Regions from separate parts of the Homo sapiens genome. Here region 1 is linked to region 2. A link is a loop called in an ENCODE intact Hi-C map of the cell type or tissue named here. Cell type or tissue: spleen. All regions are shown on one strand. Each heading gives the region's core, and the rest is flanking DNA. Links, peaks and the distances in the headings are about the cores only. Region 1 has its middle 8.1 kb from the start of LINC00475. Region 2 overlaps IARS1 (isoleucyl-tRNA synthetase 1).

The links. Peaks named below come from ENCODE experiments on the same cell type or tissue, not always from the same donor. Only the 100,000 strongest peaks of a DNase experiment are listed, where the experiment ranks them.
Region 1: a loop joins it to region 2, with 4 times the contacts of the local background. A loop is called at or near these places in 30 of 110 quality-filtered maps.

Annotation. Positions count from the first base shown.
Region 1 is chr9:92,127,012-92,139,724 of GRCh38, reverse strand. It overlaps the pseudogene LOC100128076. Among named protein-coding and RNA genes, the nearest start is that of LINC00475, 8.1 kb to the left of the region's middle. RefSeq lists enhancers at 5,347-5,586, 5,191-5,822. In spleen, for the core only: a CTCF peak has its summit at 5,654 (motif pointing left); a DNase peak (open chromatin) is centred at 5,624; H3K4me3 peaks cover 801 bases; H3K27me3 peaks cover 5,055 bases.
Region 2 is chr9:92,278,606-92,291,318 of GRCh38, reverse strand. IARS1 (isoleucyl-tRNA synthetase 1) reads left to right here. Exons shown (of 34, transcript NM_002161.6): 2 at 1,893-2,018; 3 at 3,037-3,193; 4 at 3,409-3,528; 5 at 4,701-4,783; 6 at 5,480-5,597; 7 at 10,426-10,573. The coding sequence starts at 1,900. Among named protein-coding and RNA genes, the nearest start is that of MIR3651, 7.6 kb to the left of the region's middle. In spleen, for the core only: no CTCF peak of the experiment used is centred there; no DNase peak of the experiment used is centred there.

The sequences.
Region 1 (12,713 bases), core at 2,064-10,063, 150 kb after region 2:
AGAGCCTCCAGCCTGCTTTTGTGAGGGTCATTAGGGGGCCCACCCTCAGCTCCTGATAAACATGGCATATGGAGGACACCGGCATTTAGTCCTCCTGGGAGGGCACCAGTGCTTTAGTCTCGTTCTGGGAAAGCTCCCGGCTGAGCAGCCAGCACGACCTCTGTACCCTTCTTCAACCAGGCCTGAGAAGGACCCTCCTGACTTCTGACCCGTTGCACCTTAGTAGGAACTCAGGTTGGCCAAAGAGCTCTCCCCGCTTCCCCTTGGGGAGACCCGACTCCATTTCAGGGACTCTTGCTCTGATCTTTCCAGGCTTTCTCTGTGTCCTCCCAGGGCCTTCCACCAGGGGCAGTTAGTGTCCAGCATCAGGCACTGCACCTGGAAACTCCCAGCCTGACCAGGGAAGCAGGCAGGAGCTCATGTGGCCACCAGCAATCATGCACATGGTATGCAGTGCAGTCCTACAGTGTGTGGGACAGACAGCTGCCTCCCCACCCTCTTTTCTGGTCTCTGCTGCTCCTCCTGGTTTTTCCTTTCTCCATATGCCTTCCCTGCTTTCTCCCCCACCTCTTATGTAGAGGGGAGGAAGAAGGAGACAGAGAAGGAGCAGGGAAAACTTGGCACCTCCGCCTGAGGGGTGCCTCCAGCACCTGCCTTCCGAGTAACAGGGTAGCTCTGGCACCTCCATCCTGGTGGGGGCTGAGGGTGGCCCCTGGGGGCTCTGGCAGGTAGAGAAGGCTGGGGATGGCAGGAGAAGGGAAGTGGGAAACAGGATAAACCCTACTGCATACAGCATGGTGCGTACAGGGTGATGAGGCAGAGGACAAACAATTTGGAGCTGTGATTCTGAATCCAGGGCTTAGCACCACAGGAAACTAGACGTGGAGAGACCAAAGTCTGAGGAAATTTAGAAACTGGAGGATTAGCAGGGAGAGGATTGCTTCAGGGGAAAAACCAACAGCATAGGGGCCATAGGTCACCAAGTTCAACCAGACTCCAGGTCCTAGCTTCCATCCCGGCTCCATGTTTGCCCACGAGACCCACACGCTGGGCCCAGGCCTGAGGATGGACAGACAGAACACACTGAGCTTCAGGCTTGGCCACAGGTCTTTATTCCAAGACCCTGTACCTTCCCAGCACAGGGCCCAGTGGAGGCCGCCCTTCCAGGGAGCCCAGGCCCACGTGGATGTGTCAGGAATGCTGTCCCCATCCCACAGGGCACAAACCTCTCCTGCACCGTGACCAGTGCTGACTCAGGGCAGCCCGTCTGCCAGCGCGCTGTTCAGACAGTTGTAGAGGTAGACATACTGCTTCTGGAGATGGACATAGGGTTAGGAGGCTCGCCCCGCCTGCCCCAATCTAACAGAAAAAGGCTCCCTTGTGTCCCCCAACCCCTAGGGCTCCATCTGGGAGAACGCACAGCGGTCCACAGCGCCACCTGGTGGCTACCCGGGTGGTGCTGCCTAGAGGCCTGGGCAGAAGCTCCCTCATCCCCCCGCCCCTTCCCACAGCTGAGCCCCCACGCCAGCCCGGTCGCCCCTGGTCGCCTCTCACCAGTGTTGGGGTCATAAGGCCACAGGCCTGAGACTGCTGCAGGGCCACGTTAAAGATATCCACGGTGCACTCAGACCCTGCCTGCTGCAGCAGCTGCTCCATGGCCAGGAAGGTGCCCAGCTGGGTTGCACCCTTGCTGCAACTGACCTAGAGGTGGATGAGGTACCTAAAGGGGGTGTGGCGGGGGTGTCCACGGATGTGGGAAAACCCAACCTGGGCGCAGGGACTGAGAAGGGACACCGGACACTTGGTCAGCCGGCCAGCCTGGACCTAGGGAGGGAGGCGGTAAATTCCCACCATATTCCTGAGGACAGGGTAGGGTGTGGAGAAGACAGGGGCATTGTGAGACTGTGTCCTTTTGACCCATAACCCAAGCAGAGCCCAGGGAGATCTGAGGCTATGCCAGAAGGGCAGGGAGGGGCTTCCAGTGTCCGCTCCCCCAAGACCATTGTCCACTCCCCCAAGACCATTGTCCAACAACACTTGGAGTGGCTGAGCAGTGTGCCCGGCTTCTTGTTGTTGCCCCGAGAGCAGCACTGGCCCACAGCAGCCAGGAAGGGCAGCAGGGTGGTGGCGGGCAGCTCATGCCCAGGCTCCAGGTATGGAAATTGCAGTCTCTGCACCTCCCTTTCCTTCCTGCTCTCCCCCTGTGGCAAAGACATGATCAGCATTGGTGCTGGAGAGGGCAGAGGAAGCCCACACAGGACTCTTCCCCATGCACCACCCCATGCCCTGTGGCCCCAGCACCTACATGTGTGACCCTGAGGAGGGTACAGAACCAGCCTGCTGTGCTGCTCTCAGCCACCCAGTGCACCGTCACCATGTCTGTGACTACGGGCTGCATCTCCGTTGGCCAGAATTCCTATGGCTGGGACCAAGTTAGGGCTGCTCAGGCAACTTCCTGAGATCTCTGCCCCTGCCCTGGTCACAGACAGCACCACAAACTACCCGCCTCCATCCTCACCCCTAACTCCTGAGCCTCCCTTCCTCTGTCCTCTGCTCTGTCACCTTCTCCATGACATTGGGTGGGCAAAGAGAGACAAGCACATGAGCCCTGTGCTGCCACACCAGCTCCCAGAGCTCCTTTGGCCCTGCGGGGCCAGTCAGCACCGTATGATCACGGCCAGAGGGCCCACCCTGCAGAGCACAGATCATTGGCTTCCAGAGACTGAAGGTGCCCCCTGCCCAGTCCACAACTCTGGGAGCCCCCAGCAGCCCCAGCCCGGGAAGTACAGGTGGTCAGAGAGGGCAGGAAACAGTGGCAAAACCAGCATCATCTCACAGGGAAGAGCCAGGCTTCGGGCATGTCGTCAGGGGGGCTCTCCTCCACCGGAGAAAACTGCCCCTGAGAACGGTCATCTGAGGGAAGACAGTGAGGGTGAAGCTGCCAGAGGTCCCCAGCCCACGCTGGCCCCCTGCCCCTCCACAGGGTCCACAGTGAGACTCACAGGAGACGGGGCTGTCCTGCTCATAGCCAGGCGGGGGTGCGGAAAAGCCAGCCTCGTCCTTGATGGCCTACAGCAAGAGCTGGGAAGGAGATGGGTGCCCTGAGGCTGGGAGGTCTCACTGCAGGGTTGGCTCAGCAGCGGAAGGCTGCCCTTGGCTGTCACCCACTTCCCGGCCTGAAGTGTACCTCGTACTCCTTCAAGAAGCCAGCATTGGCACTGGCTGCCCTCTTGGCACACGCCTGCGGGAGGTCCGTCACAGAGATGGGCCAAGACCTGGTGGGGGGGTTGGAGAGGGAGAAGGCACTCAAGGTTCCCCAGCTCCCCGTTCTAGTCCGCTCAGCTCTGCCCACGAACAGGAGCAGGGAGCCTGCCTGTGGGAGGCACAGGGAAGCTGGGACTTACTCAGAGATGTTGAAGGGTCCTTCCAGAATCTTGTTCAGTAGGCAGCTGTGCAGGAAGACGTACTGGCTCTGCCAGGGGAAAAGGCATCAGGCTGCTCAGCGAGGAGCGAGGGGGGCCTGCAGGGAGATTTTTCAGGCCCTGACCAGCAAGGCAGGGATCAGGTAGGAGGGCAGAGGGAGCCACTGAGAAACCTTCCCTCCACCGTCCCATGGTGTCAAAGCTGACAGGATCCTGTCCCACCTCCCCTTTCACAGAATAGAAAGCACAGCCCAGGTAGGATGGTGATGTGTCTGAAACCCTCTCCCCAAGGTCTTCTGTGTGCCCCATGAGCTCTCTTTCCTGGTCCCTCCTGTAGCCCTGTGGCCACCCACCTCCCTCCCACTCCTTCAGGGTCCCAGCTGCCCAGCCCAGCCTGCAGGGCCCTCACCAGGGTCTGGATCATGAGGGGCTGGTGCATCCGGAGTGCATACACAGCATGGAACACGTCTACCATCTGCTCCTCCTCCAGCTGCTGCAGCAGCCTCGACAGGGCCACGAAGGTGCCTGTCCGGCCCATGCCCACACCGCAGGGACAGCCCCTGAGGAGCTGAATGGGTGAAGAGGCTGCCCATGTCCCCAGCTCTCCCCACAGTCCAAGAGCCCTCCATGCCCCCAGGCCAGGCAGGGGGCTCTCCACCCTATGCACTCACCTGCTGTCACCTGCAGTGCACCAGGATGGGTCCCACGCCCTGGGTGGCCCTTGCCTGCTACTGTACCAGCTCCATAAAGGCGAGCAGGGAGCTGGGAGCCTCAAGGATGCTGTGGTCGGATCAGGTGGTGAACTGCAGTTGCTCCACCCTCCGTTGATGTTGCTGGACAACCTAAGAAGGGGGTGGGAAGGGGACAAGGGGGCAGAGGGGCCCTGCTGCTGCTCCTTATCTTCCTAACTCCAGGTTCCCATGGCCCAGATCTCACACTTTCTTCCCCAGCTGCCTAAGGGCAGGGATGATGCAGACCAACTGTTCCTTGAGGGTGGCAGCTATGTCTCCCCCATCAGGATGCTTCCTGAGCCCTCAGGTCCTTCTCTAGCCTCCTGGGTAACCTCTGCATATAGAGGGTGCCTGGGCAGAGAAGTGATTCGGGTCTCTGGCTTTCCTGCCCCAGGGGTGCACAATCTGGGAAGGAAGATGGGCACAGGGGGCATGGGGTGAGGCAAGAGCCCTGAGCTGGCATGGGGGAGGTCAGGAACCATCATGTCTCTCCTGTTCTTCCTTTCCCTCACTGTGCAGCCTCAGATAAACCCTTAATCTTCTCTGTGCCTCTCTACCCCTTCCCTAACACACTCTTCCCTGGGTGGTGACTGAGTACTTGTGGTCCTCCGAAAGAGAGGGCTCCAGGGACCCAGGAAGTGAGGCAACCTTCTCAGGGGTCTCAGCTCTAATGCCTGTCCCATCCCCTCATCCTTGGGGCACGCACGTGCTGCAGCTGGAATTCCCGCTTGGTCCACTCATCCTCAGGCTCCTCAGCTAGGAGGTGGATGGTGATGTGACCATGGGTGTCCGGGGTAGAGTCGGTCAGCCAGTAATGCTCACACAGCACCTGGGACCAGAAGGTTGGAGAGGGGAAGGGCGGCTGTGGGCCCAGCCCTATCACTGCCGCCCCCTGCTTTACTCAGTCCCACCCCTCCCTGCCCACCTTTCTGGTCCCTGCCACCCTGCTGGGATTCTGCTCTCTGTAATGACCCAGCTCCAAGGCTTCCTCCTCCAGGAGCTGCTCTCCCTTGCCTGGGCTCCGGCACCCTTGCCCTCAGACCTCTCATGACTCTCAGGATTCTGAGTCAGCCACAAGGTTCCTGTGCCAAACAGAACAGCCCTTATTCCGCGGCCAGCGGCCCTGGGCTCACTGCTCCAGCAAGAGGACAGACTCGGCAGCCTCTCTGCATGTCCTAGGGCCCTGCATCTGCCAGGCTTATCGAAAGGAAGGATCCCTGATGGTACCTTTGACACCGGCCCTGGGCAGTCCCTACCCCTTGATGCCTTCTCTGCCCAGGGCAAGAAGCCCGTAGAAACAAAGCCAAGCTGGGAGTTTACATACCTGTTTCCTCCCACTGCCTCCCCATCCCAGGTCTGGGTGGGAGGTGGGTCCACTACCCTCCAGGCCTGATTGGCCTCACTCCAGTCTGCCCCGCCTTCCCACGGGAAGATGCCAACGGGGCCATCCCCACAAGGAGAACGTGCGCCACCTGGTGGCCTTTCTAGGAGCCTGCAAGGCGCACTCACCCTCCCGTTCTCCATGCTGATGGTCGGCATGATGATGATGCGGACCTGCTGCTCCCGCACCAGCCGCCAGAAGTTCTCCAGTGTTTTCTTGAGAGGCCCCTGAGAGGCAATGAACTCCTGTGGGCGGGTGTAGCCCTGGGGTGTAGGAGGCAGAGATCAGGAACATGGTTAACGGGCAATGCTTGGTGTCAAGCACACAGCAGATTTCCAACATTTGACCTCCAGGAGTGAGGATGCTGTGCACACACCTACATGTGTGCACACACAAGAACACGTGTGCACCCAGAATGCAAACCAGAAGGGCTGACTTCAGAGACATCACCCCCGTCCCTGTCCCACCCCAAAGGGACAAGAAAAACCCCAATGAAAACAAGATACTGACATGAGTTAAATAGCCCATCTAGGCCACCCTCTTCACCCACCCAGAGTTACCTTCCTAAAACCAAACTGCGTTTCTTCCATGCTCAAAAATCTTCTATGGCTCCCAATTGCCCACCAAATAGAGTCCAAAGCCCTCAGCCTAACAATCAAGCCCTCCTTCATTCAGCCCATTCAGCCCCAGGCTATCTTTCCCATTACATCTCCCACCACCCAGCACCTCCCCACTCCCTCACCCCTACGCACCCCCCACCACACACACACACACACACACACACACACACACACACACACACACTCTCACACACTGCCTGAACGTTACTGCCTGGCTGTTCTCTGGCTGCTTCTTCCAGTCAACAGAATGTCCTTCCCTCTTTCATCACTTATCAAAATGTTACTCATCCTTCAATAAATCAAATGTCCCCTCCTCTGGGAAGCCTTTCTTGATTCCTCAGGTGGATGAAATTTCCCCTTCCTCCATGTGCCCTGAGTAGTGTTTTTTCCTCTATTACAGCCCTTGTCACAGTGTGTGGTGAATGTCACACACATGCCTACATGCTCCTTTGAAGGTGGGGAATGTGGCTAACAGCTCTGCCTCCTGCAGGCCCAGCACAGAGCCCAGCACACAGTAGACCCTTGCTAGACACCTGCTGGATTGAGCTCATGAAGCCCAAGCTGGTGATCTCCTAGAGAGCTGTTACAGCTAATGAAGGCAAGTGTGGCCTGCAAACCAGCCCATCTCCCGAGCAGATCCCAGATCCCATGGACAGCCTCACCGGTGGCCCTTACTGGGACCAAGTTGGCATTGATGTAGTCAGAATGAGGCTCTCCCTCCAGCTGGGTCAGCCTGACCCTGGAGTGGTCATCTGCAGAGAGTGAAAGCTGTGCATTCAGGGTTGGGCACATGAAGCCCCCTGCTCCCATGCCAAGCCCTAGCCCTCTGCCATGCCTCCTTTCCTGCCCCCAGCACTCACAGGGTAGCACATGTGGTTAACAGTTCTTGGTGGTGTTGGCAGGGTACTCAGCCTCCAGTCTGGGCTGCTCCTTGCTCACCTCCTTCAGCTCCTGCAGGGATCAAGGGCAGGCACTGGTTGCTGAAGTAGACCGATCTCACCCCATGCCAGGAAAGGGGCAGTGGGGGCAAGTGTGCAACTGGGAGTTCCCTCCAGACCTTCAGACAGGTCCCAGTCTTCCCTCCTCTGAGCTCACGGGTGGTAAAGGCCTCACCTCGAATTTCAAAAAGAAAGCCTGGTGCGCATGAGCACTCTTGGCCTCATAGTTCTGCCTGAGGCCACAACGACCACAGGCTTATGTAACAACACTCAATCCCATTTCAATTACTGAAAGCCTTCTCAAAAAGGATGGATACAAACACTCCAGACTACAAAGATTGAAATAAATACCTAACTCTTCAATGCTCAGATATCATTGAACATCCACAAGAATCAAGAGCATCCAGGAAAACATGATCTCACCAAATGGACTAAATAAGGCACCAGTGACCAATTCTGGAGTGATTAAATTATATGACCACTCAGACAGAGAATTCAAAATACCCATCTTGAGGAAGCCCAACAACTTCAAGATAACACAGACTAGGAATTCAGAATTCTATCAGATTAATTTAATGAAGAATTAACATTTAAAAATCAAGCAGAGGCCAGGCACAGTGGTGCACGCCTGTAATCCCATCACTTTGGGAGGCTAAGGTGGGCGGATTACTTGAGGTCAGGAGTTCCACACCAGCCTGGCCAACATGGGGTTTAGTAGAAACCCTATCTCTACTAAAAATACAAAAAATTAGCTGGGTGTGGTGGTGCATGCCTGTAGTCCCAGCTACTCAGAATGCTGAGACAGGAGAATTGCTTGAACCTGGGAGGCAGAGGTTGAAGTGAGCTGAGATTGCACCATTGCACGCCAGCCTGGGCAACAGAGTGAGAATCTAGCAGAAATTCTGGGGCTTAGAAACTCAATTGACAATCTGAAAAATGAATCATAATCTCTCAACAGTAGAATTGATCAAGTGGCAGAATGAATCAGTAGATTAAAAGACAGGTTATATGAAAGCACACAGTCCAAGGAGAAAAAAGCAAAAATAAATAAAAGAGAAGGAAGCACTATTACAAGATCTAGAAAATAAACTCAAAAGGGCAAGTCTAGTAACTACTGGTCTTAAATAGGACGTAGATGGAGAGACTGGGGTAGAAAGTTTATTCAAATAAACAATAACAGAGAACCTTCCAAACTTAGAGAAAGACATGAATACCTAGGAACATGAAGATCAAGAATACTTAGAATATTCAAGCCAAATAAAATTACCTCAAAGTATACAATAAGCAAACTCTCAAAGGTCAAAGATAAAGAAAGGATCCTAAAAGCAGCAAGAGAAAAGAAGCAAATAACATAAAAAGGAGCTCCAACACACTTGGCAGCAGACTTCTCAGTGGTAACCTTACCAGCCTGAGGAAATAGAATGACATTCAAAGTATCAAAGGAAGAAAAACTTTGGACTAGAATATTATACCCAGCAAAATTATCCTTCAACATAAGAAGAAATAAAGACTTTCTCAGACAACAAAAGCTAAGGGATTTTGTCAACACCAGACCTGTTTTACAAGAAGTTCTTCAATATGAAAGAAAAGGGCATTAATGAGTAACAAGAAAGCAACTGAAGATATAAAACACACTGGTAAACTTAAGTACACAGACAAATACAGAATAGCCTAATACTGTAATTGCATTATTTAAACCACTCATATCATTAGTAGGAAGACTAAAAGACAAATCTATCAAAAACAATAATGACGGCCAGGTGTGGTGGCTCACACCTGTAATCCCAGCACTCTGGGAGGCTGAGGTGGGTGGATCACGAGGTCAGGAGATCAAGACCATCCTGGCTAACACGGTGAAACCCCATCTCTACTAAAAATACAAAAAATTAGGCGGGCATGGTGGTGGGTGCCTGTAGTCCCAGCTATATGGGAGGCCGAGGCAGGAGAATGGCGTTAACCCAGGAGGTGGAGCCTGTAGTGAGCCGAGATCATGCCACTGCACTCCAGCCTGGGTGACAGAGTGAGACTCCATCTCAAAAAAGAAAAAAAAATGATAATAATAATGACAACATGGGAGGCGAGGTGGGTGGGTCACTTGAGGTCAGGAGTTTGAGGTGAGCCTGCCCAATATGGCAAAACCCCATCTGTACTAAAAATACAAAAATTAGCCAGGCATGGTGTTGCACACCTGTAATCCCCACTACTCAGGAGGCTGAGGCATGAGAATCGCTGGAACCCAGGAGGCGGAGGTTGCGGTGAGCTGAGATCAGACCACTGAACTCCAGCCTGAGCGACAGAGTGAGACTTGACCTCAAACTAATAATAATAAAAACGACAGTTTCTTAAGAGATAGATGATATAAAAAGATATAATTAGAGAAACCCTCCCCCCAAAAAAAGGCAAAAAAACAGCCATTGAGGCAAGGGAAGATGGAGTAACACTGTAGAGTTTTTTTTTTTTGAGTTTTCTCTTTGCTTGTTTGCTTTTTTTCCTTTTTTCTACTCAGTGTTAAGTTTTCATCAGTTTAAAATAACTAGTTATAAGCTGTTACTAGCAACCCTTATAATAACCACAAAGCAAAGACCTAGAATAGATACACAAGAAATAAAAAACAAGAAATTAAAACATATTACCAGGGAAAATCACTTAAAAGGAAGACAGAAAGGAAGTAAGAAAGGAAGAGGACCAACAAAACAACCAGAAAAAATTAACAGAATGGCAGCAGTAAGTTCTTACCTATCAATAATTACATTGAATGTCAATGTACTAAGTTCTACAAATTAAAAGACATAGAGTGGCTGAATAAATTTTTAAAAGACACAATTATATGCTGCCTACAAGAAACTCTCTTCACCTATAAAGACACACATAGACTGAAAATGCAGGGATGGAAAAAGACATTCCATGCAAATGAAACACCCCCAAAAAGAGCAGGAATAGCTATATGTATTTCAGATAAAATAGATTTTTAAGTCAAAACCTGTGAAAAGAGACAAGGAAGGTCATTATATGATGATAAAGGGGTCAATTCAACAAGAGGTTATAATAATTGTAAACATTAATGTACCCAGTGCTGGAACACCCAGATAGATAAAGCAAATACTATTAGGATTAAAGAGAGAGAGTTCCCAATACAATAACAGCTGGGGACTTTGACACTCCACTTTCAGCATTGCATAGAAAATCTAGACAGACAATCATCAACAACAACAACAACAAAAACCCTTATCAGACTTAATCTGCATGATAGACCAAATGGACCTAATAGACATTTACAGAATAGTTAATTCAACAGCCACAGAATACACATTATTCTCCTCAGCACATGAAATATTTTCAGAGACAGACCATATGTTATGCCACAAATCTTAACAAAGTTTTAAAAATTCAAATAATAGCAAGTAATTTTTCTGATCACAATGGAATACAACTAAAAATCAATAACAAGCAGAACTTTGGAAAGTAGAGATATTGGCCGGGCACTCACACCTATAATCCCAGCACTTTGGGAGTGTGAGGTGGGTGCATCACTTGAGGTCAGGAGTTTGAGACCATCCTGGCCAACATGGTGAAACCTCGTCTCTACTAAAAATACAAAAATTAGCTGGACATGGTGACATGTGCCTGTAATCCCAGCTACTCAGGAGGCTGAGGCAGGAAAATCGCTTGAACCTGGGAGGCAGAGGTTGCAGTGACCCAAGATTGACCCCCTGCACTCCAGCCTGGGCACCAGAGGGAGACTCCATCTCAAAACAAAAAAAAAAAATAGAATCACATGGAAATTTGACAACATGCTTCTGAACAACCACTGGGTCAATGAAGAAATTAAGAAGAAAATTTAAAAATTTCTTGAAAGAAATGGAAATGAAAACACAACAGAACGAAACCTATGGTATACAACAAAAGCAGTGCTAAGATAAAAGTTTATTAGAATAAATGCTTACATCAAAAAAGTAGAAAACTTCAATTAAACAACCTAACAATGCATCTAAAAAGCTAGAAAAGCATGGCCGGGTGTGGTGGCTCATGCCTGTCATTCCAAAACTTTGGGAGGCCAAGGCGGGTGGATTGCTTGAGCTGAGGAGTTTGAGACCAGCCTGGGCAACATGGTGAAACTCCATCTCTACAAAAAATAGCCAAGCATGGTGGTGCACACCTGTAGTCTCAGCTACTTGGGAGGCTGAGGTGGGAGGATTGCTTGAGCCTGGGAGGCGGAGGTTGCAGTGAACGGAGATTGTGCCACTGCACTCCAGGCTGGGTGACAGAGTGAAACCCTGTCAAAGAACTAGAAAAGTAAGAGCAAACCAAACCCAAAATTAGAAGAAAAGAAATAATAAAGATCAAGCAGAAATAAATAAAATTGAGACAAATAATATACAAGATAAAAAAGTTGGAGTTTTGAAAAGAAAAACAAAATCTACAAACTTTTAGCCAGATTAAGAAAAAAAGGAGAGAAGAACCAAATAAATAAAATCAGAGAGAAACAGGAGACATTACAAATAAACCCCAGAAATTCAACGATCACTAGAGGCATAAGCTCTATGCCAATAAATTGAGAAGCATATAAAAAATGGATAAATTCTTAGACACATACAACCTACAAAGATTGAACCATGAAGAAATCCACAACTCAAATAGACCCGTAACAAGTAACAAGATTGAAGCCTATAATAAAAAAAGTCTCCTATCAAAGGAAAGCCCAGGATCTGATAACTTCACTGCTGAATTCTACCAAACATTTAAAGACGATCTAATACCAGTCCTATTCAAACTATTCCAAAAAATCAAAGAGGAGGGAATGCTTTCAGATTCATTCTAAGAGGCCAATATTACCCTGATAACAAAACCAGAAAAAGACACAACAAAAAGGCTGACCCAGTGGTTCGCACTTGTAATTCCAGCACTTTGGGAGGCTTAGGCAGGAGGATTACTTTTGGTCAGGAGTTTGAGACCAGCCTAGGCAACATAGCAAGACCCTGTCTCTACAAAAAAAAAAAAAAAAAATTTAGCTGGCTGTGGTGACATATGTCTATAGTTCGAGATACTCAGGGGTCTGACACAGGGAAAACTGCTTATGTCCAGAAGTTTGACATTTTTGAGGTTACAGTGAGCTATGATCATGCCACCGTACTCCAGCCTGGGTGACAAAGCAAGACTCGTCTCAAAAAAAAAAAAAATCAAAATGGTAAATTTTAGGTATATTTTACCATAATAAAAATAAAGGAAGTTAGTTGGACTACAAAAAAATAAATTTCCTTCAATACAGAATACGGGAGGAGTTCATAGTGTTGAGATAATGGGAAGGAAAATACCAAGAAGTAAGAGGTTGATAATATGGCCCAAGTCAAGATAAATACTCACAACATATTGCCAATAAGAAAAGGCATTGCAATTCTCCCACTGACATAGAAGGAATACTGACATAGAAGAAAATGACCTAATATGATGACCTTTTACCAGTGATATGGTTTGGCTCTGTGTCCCCATCCAAATCTCTTGTTGAATTGTAACCCCTAATGTTGGGAGAGGGATGTGGTGGGAGGTCATCGGATCATGGGGGTGGATTTCCCCCTTGCTGTTCTCGTGATAGTGAGTTCTCACGAGATCTGGTTGTTTGAAAG
Region 2 (12,713 bases), core at 2,041-10,040:
GAGTTGATTACCCTGGTCTGTTGTGGTTCTTGAGTACTTAAGATTTTTTATCTTCTCTGTTGTTCCCTTATTAGCAATTTTATCCCCTTCTGATCTGATACTGACTTGGAAAGCTCGTCACCCACCTTGTTAGAATTGTTAAGTAAATATAAATAGACTTTGAGAAGGAAAGGTCTCAAGGGTGGCTCACTAGATACTTAAGTCATAGATTGATCAAGTATCTCTGCATGAGGTTATTAGCAAAACATTTAAAAAGACACTTTAAGACTTCTCTCATTAGGGACTAAACCAGAAAGGTATAGGGCTCATCCTTCATAAAAATCATGAATAAGCAATAAAAAGGGTAAAATGGAAAACTGGAATCTATATTTGAATGTGAGATTCTCATCTTTTTAGCTTTAAGATTTTTTAAGTTTTACCAGTTTTCCTCAAAGAGAAGATGAAGTTACTTCAAGAGAACTGATTTCTGTCATGTGAGTGTAGGTAAGAAAATTCTTAACTACTTTGAGATATTTTTCTTCAGATTATTAATGAGTTTTTTGCACCACTAGATAGAATTTCCAAGATTTTCCTGCTTACTTTTGGAAACATTGTCTCTACCATTACTGAATATTAAATAATAGCCATGTACCCCTCCCTCACACCATATACGAAAATAAAATTATTTGTGGCCTAAATGTAAGCGAAAAATCTATAACCTTGTTTAGGTAATGGTTTATTGATGACACCAAAAGCTCAAGCAGCAAAACCAAAAATTGACAAATTGGGCATCATTAAAATGAAAAATCTTTGTGCTTCAAAAAATGCCATCAAGAAAATAAAAAGACGGCCCACAGAACAGGAGAAATTTTTTATAAATCATATATCTGATAAAGGATTTGTATCCAGGATGTATACATAACCCTTAAAACCCAACCACAAAAAGAGCCCAATTAGAAAATAGGCAAAGGATAAATATCTATCCAACGTGGATACGCAAATGGCCAATAAGCATGTGGAAAGATGCTCAGCATCATTAGTCCTTAGGGAAATGCAAATCAAAACCACAAGATACTACTTAACATCTCCTAGAATGACTGTAATTCAAAGATGGACAATAAGATGTGTTGGGTAAGATCTGAAGAAATTAGAATCCTCATTCACTGCTGAGGGAATGTAAAATAGTACAGTCACTTTGGAAAAATTTTGGCATTTTCTCAAAAAGTTAAATACAGAATTATCATGTGACCCAGAAATTCTACTTCTAGCTACAAACCCAAGAGAAATGAAAACATAGATCCACACAAAATTTTGTATGTGAATGTTCATAGCAGCGTTATTCGTAATAACCAAAAAGTGGAAACAATACAGGTATCCAAGAAATGATGAATGGATAAACAAAATGTGGCATATTCATGAAATGGAATACTATTCAGCTATCAAAAGTAATGAAGTATGAATACATATTACATCATGGATGAGCCTTGAAAACATGCTAGAGAAAGGAAACCAGATGCAATAGGCCACATATAGATGATTCCTATAAATTTTCCCATTTATATGAAATGTCCAGAATAGGTAAATCTGCAGGGACAGAAAGAAGATAAATCGTTGCCACTGGCTATGGAGAAGAAAGAATGGGGAGTGACTGCTAATGGTTTTGGGGTGTTTTGGTGGGGAGGGGAGGTTGAAAACGTTTTGAAATTAGGTATTACTAGTTATACTACCTTGTAAATATACTAAAAAGCCACTGAATTGTACACTTTTTACATTACACTATGTAAATTGTACATCAATAAAGCTGTAATTTTTTAAAAGTATGGATAGTGTCATGTACACCCATGTTAATAATATGGTACTCTGTTATTCCTAGATTTCTCTTTTGACAGTAATAAATTTGATTTCTTTTGCAGCAACAAAATGCTTCAACAAGTTCCAGAAAACATAAATTTTCCTGCTGAAGAAGAGAAAATCTTGGAGTTTTGGACTGAATTTAATTGTTTTCAGGAATGCTTAAAGCAATCAAAACATAAACCAAAGTATGTGAATTTTTTAGGTTAAGTTCCCTTAAGAATAGTCATTTCTTAGACTGAATTCCATTAAAGCAGATACTTTTTTTTTTTTTTTTTTTTTGAGATGGAGTCTCGCACTGTCATCCAGGCTGGAGGGCAGTGGTGCAATCTCTGCTCACTGCTACCTCTGCCTCCCGGATGCAAGTGATTCTCCTGCCTCAGCCTCCCGAGTAGCTGGGATTACAGGTGCCCGCCATCACACCAGCTAATTCTTGTGTTTTAGTAGAGACGGGGTTTCACCATGTTGCCCAGGCTGGTCTCGGACTCCTGACCTCAAGTGATCCACCCACCTCGGCCTCTCAAAGTGCTGGGATTACAAGTGTGAGCCATCACGCGCGGCCTAAAGCAGATACTCTTTATTAATCTTTCTATTCCCAGAATCCCCCAGCTCCCTATGTAGTGGGTACTCAGTAGTAGATATACATTGAATGAATGAGTTCTCAATTATTGGGGTAAATTTTGTTTCTTTAAAAGGTCATCTGAGTAAAATTTATGTGTCATCCTCCGTGTCACCCTCTTTCCACCTTTATTTTCATCACCACCCTCGTTTAGGCACTTATACCTAAGTACCCCATAGAAGGCTACTATAGTACTACCTGCCTTTAGTCCTCATTCACCTAAAAGACTAGTCCTTTAATCAGTGTTTTCATTATATGTCTCCTCTGGTCAAAAACTATGAGATAGGGGTTTATTGCCCTATTTTACTGATGAGATAACTCAAGATCAGGATAAATAATTTGCCTTATGTCATGGAACTAATAAATGAAAAATGGATAATCAAATGGAGGTCTCTGTAGCTCTACCACAATTGTAGCCTTTCTGAAGGCAGGACCACCAGTAAATATCAAATCAATTATGTCTGTCGGTTTCCTGATCTTGCTGCTTTTCTCCTTGAAGACTCCACTATGACAAGAGCTATCTATAGAAAAATGCCTTAAATTTTGGCTGTTTTTAAATGGCTTGATATATTTTTATTACCTGTTAGATTTACCTTCTATGATGGTCCTCCTTTTGCAACTGGACTGCCTCACTATGGACATATACTTGCGGGTACAATTAAAGATATAGTTACAAGATATGCTCACCAGAGTGGGTTTCATGTTGACAGAAGATTTGGATGGGATTGCCATGGCTTACCTGTGGTATGTTTGAGTATCCAGCTTTATAATTTTCTGATTTTTTTTATAAGCATTAGATTTTGTCATATAATATGTTCAAGTATGATGAACGTTGACTGTCAGACCTTCTAGTTCATTTCTATAATATTTGTAGTTTGATTTGTTTTGTTTTCTAGAGTTGCATAGTTGCAGTTGTTTTCATAGGGCAGCGTGGTAACAGTCTTATCACAAATTTTCAGGAATATGAAATTGATAAGACACTGGGAATCAGAGGACCAGAGGATGTGGCCAAAATGGGGATTACAGAGTATAACAATCAGTGCCGAGCAATTGTGATGAGATATTCTGCTGAGTGGAAGGTATGTTGGGTTTTTTTCAGTAGAATGAACAGCAAATGTAGTTACTAAATGGGCATTGAAATGGTTTATGGTCCCTTGTGCTTTTTTTATTAATTTATTTTTTGTAGAAAAAGTGTTAGCTTCCACCTTCAACCCTATTACTTAAACGGTTAGCTTAAACTGAACCATCTCTCTTCTGACTTCTGTGTGCTTAATTGGTCTAACTTTCTTGCATGATCACCAATAGGGAAAAATTCTAATAAGTATAACATGATATATAGGCCTTTTCTTTTTTTCTCAAATACTTTTTTCAATTTTTTTAACTTTTCATTTTGAAATAATTTGACTTATTAAACAATTGAAAAAGTAGTATGATGGGTTCCCCTATATCCTTCATCCATCTTTCCCAGCTGCTAACATCTTCGGTAACCATAATATTAATAGAATTTTCAAAAGCAGTTGCCCCATTAATTTTTATTTCTGACCAATCACATATTGCATTTGGTTGTCATGTCTTTTTAGTCTTCTTAAGTATGGAACATTTATTTAGTCCTTTGTATTTCATGGCCTTCTCACTTTTGAAGATTGCAGAACAGCTATTTTCTATAATGTCTCTCAATGTGTGAGGTTTCCTGATTTAATTTAGGTTATGCATTTTTGGTGACAATGCCACAGAAGTGATGCTATGCCCTTCTCAATGCATTATATCAGGTGGCATGTGTTGCGGCTATGTCACATTGATGGTGATAACTTTGTTCACTTGGTTAAAGTGCTGTCAGCTTTCTGCTTTGTAAAGTTGTAGTTTTTCCTTTGTAATTAATAAGTATCTTGTGGGGAGATTCTTTCCAAATATTCTTTTTTTTGTCATACATTCACTTATTAATTTTAACATCCATGGATGGTTTTTGCCAGTAATAATTATGCCTGTGATATTTGCCAAGTGGTGGTTTTGGTAGACTTTTATAAGTGAATATTTATACTTGTAAATAACATTTTGTGCATGTAGGATGAATGCCGAGAAAACTGGTTCTTAACCTTACATAATATGTTGTTGGCAGTATAGATTTACTTGTACCATTGATTATTCTGTTTTCCCAAAATTTTCATTTGTGATGACAACAGAAATAAACACACATTGATGTACAATTATAAATATCATTGTCTAATACTGTTCTAATATTAATATTTTAAAGTCTACTGTTAGCAGACTTGGCCGATGGATTGACTTTGACAATGACTATAAAACTCTGTATCCACAATTCATGGAATCAGTCTGGTAGGTTTATTTAAAATTGTAAATATGGTAAATATTCTATTCTGTTGTATTGATAATTGGAAAAATGCACTAGCATGAATCAGTTTATTTTTGAGTCCATCGTTATTTCTCTGAAAATCTTTGGGAACAGGTTTGTTTTTGAATGTAGAACTTTTATTTTTATTTTTTTGAGACTGAGTCTCGCTCAGTTGCCCAGGCTGGAGGGCAGTGGCACAGTCTTGGCCCACTGCAACCTCCGCCTCTCAGGTTCAAGCGATTCTCTTGCTTCAGCCTCCCAAGTAGCTGGGATTACAGGCGCCCGCCACCATGCTTGGCTAATTTTTGTCTTTTTAGTAGAGATGGGGTTTCACCTTGTTGGCCAGGGTGGTCTCGAACTTCTGACCTAGGTGATCCATCCACCTTGATCTCTCAAAGTGCTACGATTACAGACGTGAGCCACTGCGCCCAGCCTGCCAGTTGCTTTTCTTAACATTATGTGTTAAATATCATTCGATATCAGTAGATATTAGCATTTTAATGTCTGCCTGATGTCTTACTATATTGATCTGTTATAATTTACCAGCCAGTCTCCCAATGAAAGACATTGTTTTTTCACTTATTTGGCAGACAGAAACTCTAAAAAGAAAATGGCATAAATGTTTGCATTTTCAGAAATAGAATTTTGTTCTGTAATTGTGAAACTCCATCTCTTACCAGGTGGGTCTTCAAACAACTCTATGATAAAGGCCTTGTTTATAGAGGTGTGAAAGTCATGCCCTTCTCTACGGCATGTAACACTCCACTTTCCAACTTCGAGTCACACCAGAATTATAAGGTACGTGAAATGTAGAGACATTATTCAGCATTGAGTTTTGTAGGTGGAAGCTGAGTAGTTATGATCACAGTAGGTATTCCCAAGTAGACCCAGTGTGGAATGTTGCCCACGACATCCACCACTTTGACCACTTCTTACTGAGTGCTGGAAATATTGCCAGTTAGTATACTAAGGCTCTGTTAAGATGAGGGATTTTTTTTCCACATTGGATTTATGATGTGTCTTAATGTGATAGGTTTTGCTTGTTTTGACCATATTTTTGTGCCTCTCTGTTGGGTTAACAAGTCCAGCTTTGACATACTTCCTGTAGTCATCGTTTCTTAAGGGTTGAGTAATTTTATGCCTTATCTGGGACCTCATGATATCATTTATTTGTTAACGGTATTTGGAAAAAAATTAATTTGAGATGCCAAATGGTATTATTTTTCCTCTGATGAGATAGAATCAGTTGTTGTTGTTGCTATGATTGAGGTGTTTAGACATGTTTGATGTTTACAGAGTGTATTGTTATACCATATCTAGACAGATATTATATACTAGTAAGTCTTCTGAAATGTGAACCATCTCTTCTCGTGTGTATACTGAGTTGTTTTCAGTTTTGAGAGTTTATCTGACCCTCTGTTTTTAAAGGATGTTGACTTGTTTGGAATTCTTGTTTCATGGCCTAGGTTTGAAAATTACATTAGTAAAATTTGCCTTTCAAAGCACGTTTTATTTATAGAATGCTTTCACATATCCTGTTTGATTGATCTTTGTAAATCCTTGTAAGGCAGGTATGATGATTTCTATTATCTCCTTACCACCTCTCTGTGCTCATGTTTGTATTTTTTTAGTAAAATATTTTAAGCACTTAACAATGTAGAGAATGATATGGTAAACACAAGGTTTCCAAGGCTTACCTTTGTCAAATCTTAATATATTGCTATATTTGGTTTTTGTTTGTTTGTTTGTTTGAGTCAGAGTCTTGCTCTGTCGCCCAGGCTAGAGTGCAGTGGCGCGATCTTGGCTCCCTGCAACCTCCACCTACCCGATTCAAGCAGTTCTTTGCCTCAGCCTCTGGAGTAGCTGGGTTTACAGGTGCCCACCACCACGCATTTTTAGTAGAGACAGGGTTTCACCATTTTGGCCAGGCTGGTCTTGAACTCCTGACCTTGCGATCCACCCACCTTGGCCTCCCAAAGTGTTGGAATTACAGTTGTGAGCCATTGCGCCCGGCCTGTTTGGTTGTTTTTTAAAACACTTGAATGTGGACAGTTTCAGGGACATGCAAAAGTAAACAGAATGGTATAATTAATTTCTGTAGGCCCATTAAGGCCCCCAGCACCAATGACTGGCTAATCTTGCCTCATTCATACACATATTCTTTCCCACTTTCCTTCCAATTCTGAAACAAATTCCAGATATCATATTATTTCATCAAGAAATAATCCAGTATAGATCTTTCATAAATAATCTTTATCTTCTTTAAACATTGCCATGTTAGCATTCGTTGTCACACCTTAAAAAGTCATCAGCAGTTACCTTTTTGTTGTTGTTGTTGTTTTTGAGATAGGATCTCGCTATGTCACCCAGGCTAGAGTGCAGTGGCACGATCTCGGCTAACCACAGCCTTGACCTCCCGGGCTCAAGTGATCTCCCCTTTCAGCCCCCTGAGTAGCTGGGACTACAGGAACATACCACCATACCTGGCTAATTTATGTGTTTCTATAGGAGTGGTTTCACCATGTTGCCTGGGCTGGTCTTGAACTCTTGGGCTCAAGCAGTCCACCCGCCTTGGCCTCCCAAAGTGCTGGGATTACAGGTGTCAGCCACTGCACCTAGCCACCTTTAATAGTTTTTATTTTAATATTCTCAAATTATGTAATTCCTGAACATCATCAGTTCATATTTCTAATGGTTTAATCATTTCCCAAGGGGTTATATTTTATTTTTATTTATTTATTTTTTTAAATCAGGATCTACCAAGACTTAAACACATGGTGACTGTTGTCTTTTAGGTCTTGTACACGTTTCAGTTGGTTATATAACAAGTAGTGGAATTATCGAGTCAGAGTATACTTTGTTTTAATTTTTATTTTTTTGAGACGGAGTCTCACTCTGATGCCCAGGCTGAAGTACAGTGGTGTGATCTTGGCTCATTGCACCCTCCTCCCAGGTTCAAGCAATTCTCCTGCCTCAGCCTCCCGAGTAGCTGGGATTACGGGTGCCCGCCAGCATGCCCAGCTAAGTTTTGTATTTTTAGTAGAGACAGGGTTTCGCCATGTTGGCCAGGCTGGTCTTGAACTCCTTACCTCAGTTGATCCACCTGCCTCAGCCTCCCAAAGTGCGGGTATTTTTACAGGCGTGAGCCACCACGCCCAGGTGAGTCACAGAGTATACTTAATTTTTAGTTCTAATACTGAGGTTGGGAAACTTTCCTCTGCAAATTAAATATTTTAGGCTTTTCAGGCAAAGTGTTCTCAATTTTGTCACCATTCTTAACTCACCCACTGTATGAAACAAGTGATGAGCCAGATTTGGCCCAGGGGCCATGGTTTGCTGACCTCTATTCTACGCGGTCTGTATATTGATTGTTAACCAAGGGTTTTTAAAATTTTTTTGACTTGACCAAGCACAGTGGCTCACACCTGAAATCCTCGCACTTTTGGAGGCCGACCTGGGCAACATGACAAAACCCCATCTCTACTAAAATTACAAAAATTAGCTGGGCGTGGTGGCGTGAACCTTTAGTTCCAACTACTCCACAGGCTGAAGTAAGAGAATGACATGAGCCCAGGAAGTTGAGGTTGCAGTGAGCCGAAAGTGTGCTACTGCACTCCAGCCTGGGTGACAGAGTTAGACTCTGTCTCAAAAAAAAAAAATATATATATATATATATATATGTGTGTGTATGTATATATGTAAGTATACATATATATGTATTGGCTTAAAACTTTTATTTATTTATTTTTAGAGAAGGGATTTCAGTCTGTCACCTAGGCTGGAATGCAATGGTGCAAACACAGCTCACTGCAGCCTTGACCTCCTGGGTTCAAGTGATCCTCCAGCCTCACCCTCCTGAGCAGCTGAGACCACAGATGTGCATCACCATGCCCAGAAAATTTTTTTATCTTTGTAGAGATGGGATCTCACCATATTGCCCCAGCTGGTCTCAAACTCCAGAGCTTGTGCGATCCTCCTGCCTTGGCCTCCCAAAGTGCCAGGATTATAGGCATGAGCCACCGTGCTAAAAAATTTTAATTTTTTACAAAAATTAGCTGGGCATGGTGGTGCACACCTGTAGTCCCAGCTATTCAGGAAACCGAGGCAGGAGAATGCTTGAACCTGGGAGGTGGGGGTTGCAGTGAGCTGAGATCACGTCACTGCACTCCAGCTTGGGTGACAGAGTGAGATTCCATCTCAAAAAAAAAAGAAAAGAAAAAAATTAATTTTGATGTAGTTTCAAACTCACAGAAAAGCGGAGAGTTCTTTATATCCTTCAACTAGATTCCCTAAATGTTAACCTTTTACCACATTTGCTTTATCCTTCTCTCTTTTTATGGGAGTGGGGCACAGTACCCTTTGAGAGTAAGTTGCAGGAATTATGGCCCTTTTCCTCTAAAAACTATATATTTCCTAAAATCAGTAACATTGTTTGAAATAACTGGAGTTAGAAAATTAACATTGATGCTGTATTACCTCATGTGTAGATCTTATTGGGTTCTGCTTGTCCCAGCAGTGTCCTTTATAGTTAACAAGAAAAAAAGAAGGAAAGAAAAACAAAAAAGACCTACATTGTGTGCTTCATGCAGTGGTATGTCTCCAGCCTTCTTTAATCTTAAAGAGCTCTTTAGTCTCTTTATGCCTCATAATACTGACATATTTGAGGAGGTACAGGCCAATAGTAGTGTCTCTTATTTCAAGTTTGTCTGATGTTTTACATGTGACTAATGGCTCTCGTGTCACTTTATTTAAATTGCAGTTGGTTTTTGTTGGGGATTGATTTTTTTTTTCCTACCTTAGAGCTATTTATTTTTAAATCCTTGATATTTTTGTGTTGAAACATTTCCGTAAAGTTGGAGACAATCTTGTTCTTATTTAATGAGCTGAATTTATATGGGTCTGTTACAATTTCAAGTATGTGTTGCTTCAGTAGGATCTTTTTGGTATTTTGGGCAAAAAGATAACCATATTCCAGAACAGTTATCTTTTTGATCTAACTCTTGATGGACTTACAAAATAGATAATCATAATACTGAAACCTCCATCATATGTTCCTACTTAGACATTACTTTAAAAAGTTACCAGAGGCCAGGCATGGTGACTCACGCCTGTAATCCCAGCACTTTGGGAGGCTGAGGTGGGAGGATCACCTGCGGTCAGGAGTTTGAGACCAGCCTAACCAACATGGAATAACCCCATCTCTACTAAAAATACAAAAATTAGCCACGTGTGGTGACACGCACCTATAATCCCAGCTACTCGGGAGGCTGAGGCACAAGAATCACTTGAACCCAGGAGGCAGGGGCTGCAGTGAGCCAAGATTGTACCACAGCACTCCAGCCTAGTGACACAGTGAGACTCCATCTAAAAAAAAAAAAAAAAAAGTCACCAGGTGTCAAAAGACATTATTTTTGAGACTACTAAGGTGATGATTAAAACATTTTTTAAAGTATTTAAAAATTTTTTTACTTGGAATTTCTTGCTATTTTCTGTTTGTAAGTCTGGTAAGTGGTTTCTTCGGTTTACCCTGAAGATTTATTTTATTCCTCTTTAGGAGTAGTTCCTTTTTCTTAGGTGTCTGTTATTGTGGATTTCTAAAACAATACTTTACCTCAATTTATTTCAGGATGTTCAAGATCCTTCAGTATTTGTAACTTTCCCTTTGGAAGAAGATGAAACTGTATCTTTAGTTGCTTGGACAACCACTCCCTGGACTCTACCTAGTAACCTTGCTGTGTGTGTTAATCCAGAAATGCAATATGTGAAAATTAAAGGTAAGTGGGAGGCTGGTTACTTATGATTAATATGGATAAGATAATTTTATATTTTGGAAAATATGAAAGCTTACCTTTCTTTTTGCATGAAGAATAGAATTATTTGAAAACAATCTGACTTAATTAGAAAAATAACTTTAAACATTTGTTTTCATTTCTAATTGAAAACTAACAAAACAATTAAAATAGTACAGAGATATAAAAAGTAGAACATAAAATTTTCTTATAATTTCCAGTTTATAGTACATTTTTCCACACCATGCCCCTGTGACAGATGAAGAATCTAAGATTCAGCGATGTGGCATCACGTCGTTACTAGCAATTGATACCAGAACTTGAGAACTTTTTGCCTTTCAAATGTCCCCTGGTAGAGAGTTACCAGTCTCAACGAGGGCCTTTCCGAGATTTAAAAAGAAGATTGGTACTTTGTGAACAAATATACCTTCAGGTTTGGTAGTTTTGTGGCGGTAAAAGAAAAAGAGAAAAACTCATTGCCATGAAAAAAGCTATGGCACAGCTGCTGTGGAAGGCAGTGACATTTCTTCAAAAAGCTGAATGAGATGACACTATGGCCCAGCAATTTCACTTCTGAGTGTTTTCCCCAAAGAATTGAAAGCAGTCTTGAACAGTTACTTGTACACCCGTGTTCATAGGAGCATTATTCACAGTAGTCAAAAGATAGAAGCAACCCAAGTGTCTATCATTGGATAAATGAATAAACCAAATAGGGTATTTACGTACAGTGGAATATTATTCAGCCTAAAAAAGAAAGGAAATTCTGATACAGGCTATGCCTTGAATGAACCTGGAGGACATTATGCTAATTAAAATGAGCCAGTCACCAAAAGACAGATACTACATGATTCTATTTATATGAGGTATCGAGAAGTGAACTTCAGAGAGCAAAGACTAGTAGAATGGTGGTTGACAGAGGCTGGGAGGGAAGGGGGAGTTATTGTTTAATGAGTACAGAGTTTCAGTATAGGAAAATGAAAAGGTTTAGGGTATTGATAATGGTAATGATTACACAACATTGTAGATGTATTTAATTCTGTGTAAGAATGGTTACCATGATTTTTAAAAATAGTTGTATTAAAACAGTCAACTTGATTGAACAATAGCTTGTGTTGGCAAGGGAAAAATATTGAGAAAGGAATGGGGAAAGATTGGGTGCCAGAAAAAAGGTACGGAGGGAGTTTTTTATTTGTTCTTTCCTGGGAGCAAATAGGACTAAGAGTTGACCTACTGGAAAGCTGTTGGCCACAAAGAGGCCTGGCTCAGGTGTCTGCAGCTGCTTCTCTGGAGCAAGGACAGTCCCATCTGCACAATTTCCCTATGTCACTGGTGGGTCACTAGCCATTCTGTGGTGAGCTTGACAATCTCAGCAGCCACCTGACTGAGATCTCAAAACACATCACCCATCTACCTGTGTATAACTCTTGTGCTTGGCAGACTTTGTATCTGAGCTTTATCAGAAACTGTGGTCCCCACTTACAATGAAGTTCCTGTGAGGTCAGAGCTAGGGAGTGGCAGCCTTATTCATAGCAGTTTTTCAATAAATTGGAAAGGCTTTTACAATGACCCATAGATACTCATTTTTCTTATAGTGAACTAAATATATGACATAGGCTCTAGTAAATCTCAGATGTGTAATATCATAGCTTATGATGAGAGTTTAAATTGGCCTAGATTTTCAGTATCAAAGTTTTAACTGTTCATACATTTGCTCCAGCTTTTCTTTTCCTAGGATGCCCCAGGTATCCTCCAGAAACACTTACAATAAGGGTACACAGATGCATCAAGGACATTCATCATGCCAGTGTTCATAGTAGTGAAAATTTGAAAGCAATTTAAGTGTCTGTCAACTTGTTAGAAATAATTCGTACCTCTATAAAATAGCGTCCCATAGAGCTCTTTAAAAGGATGAGAAAAGTCTGTATGTGCTAATACATGGAAGTATGTTGACAGTATATTAAGTGAAAAGCTACAAAATCAGATAGAATATTACCTCAATTAGAAAAATAAAAAGAACTTACACATTTACCTATATGTTTGTTTGTATATACATAGAAAAATATCCGGATCCATAGACACCCAAATGAGAATGTCTGAGAGGGGGTGATATGTGGCACTTAATTTG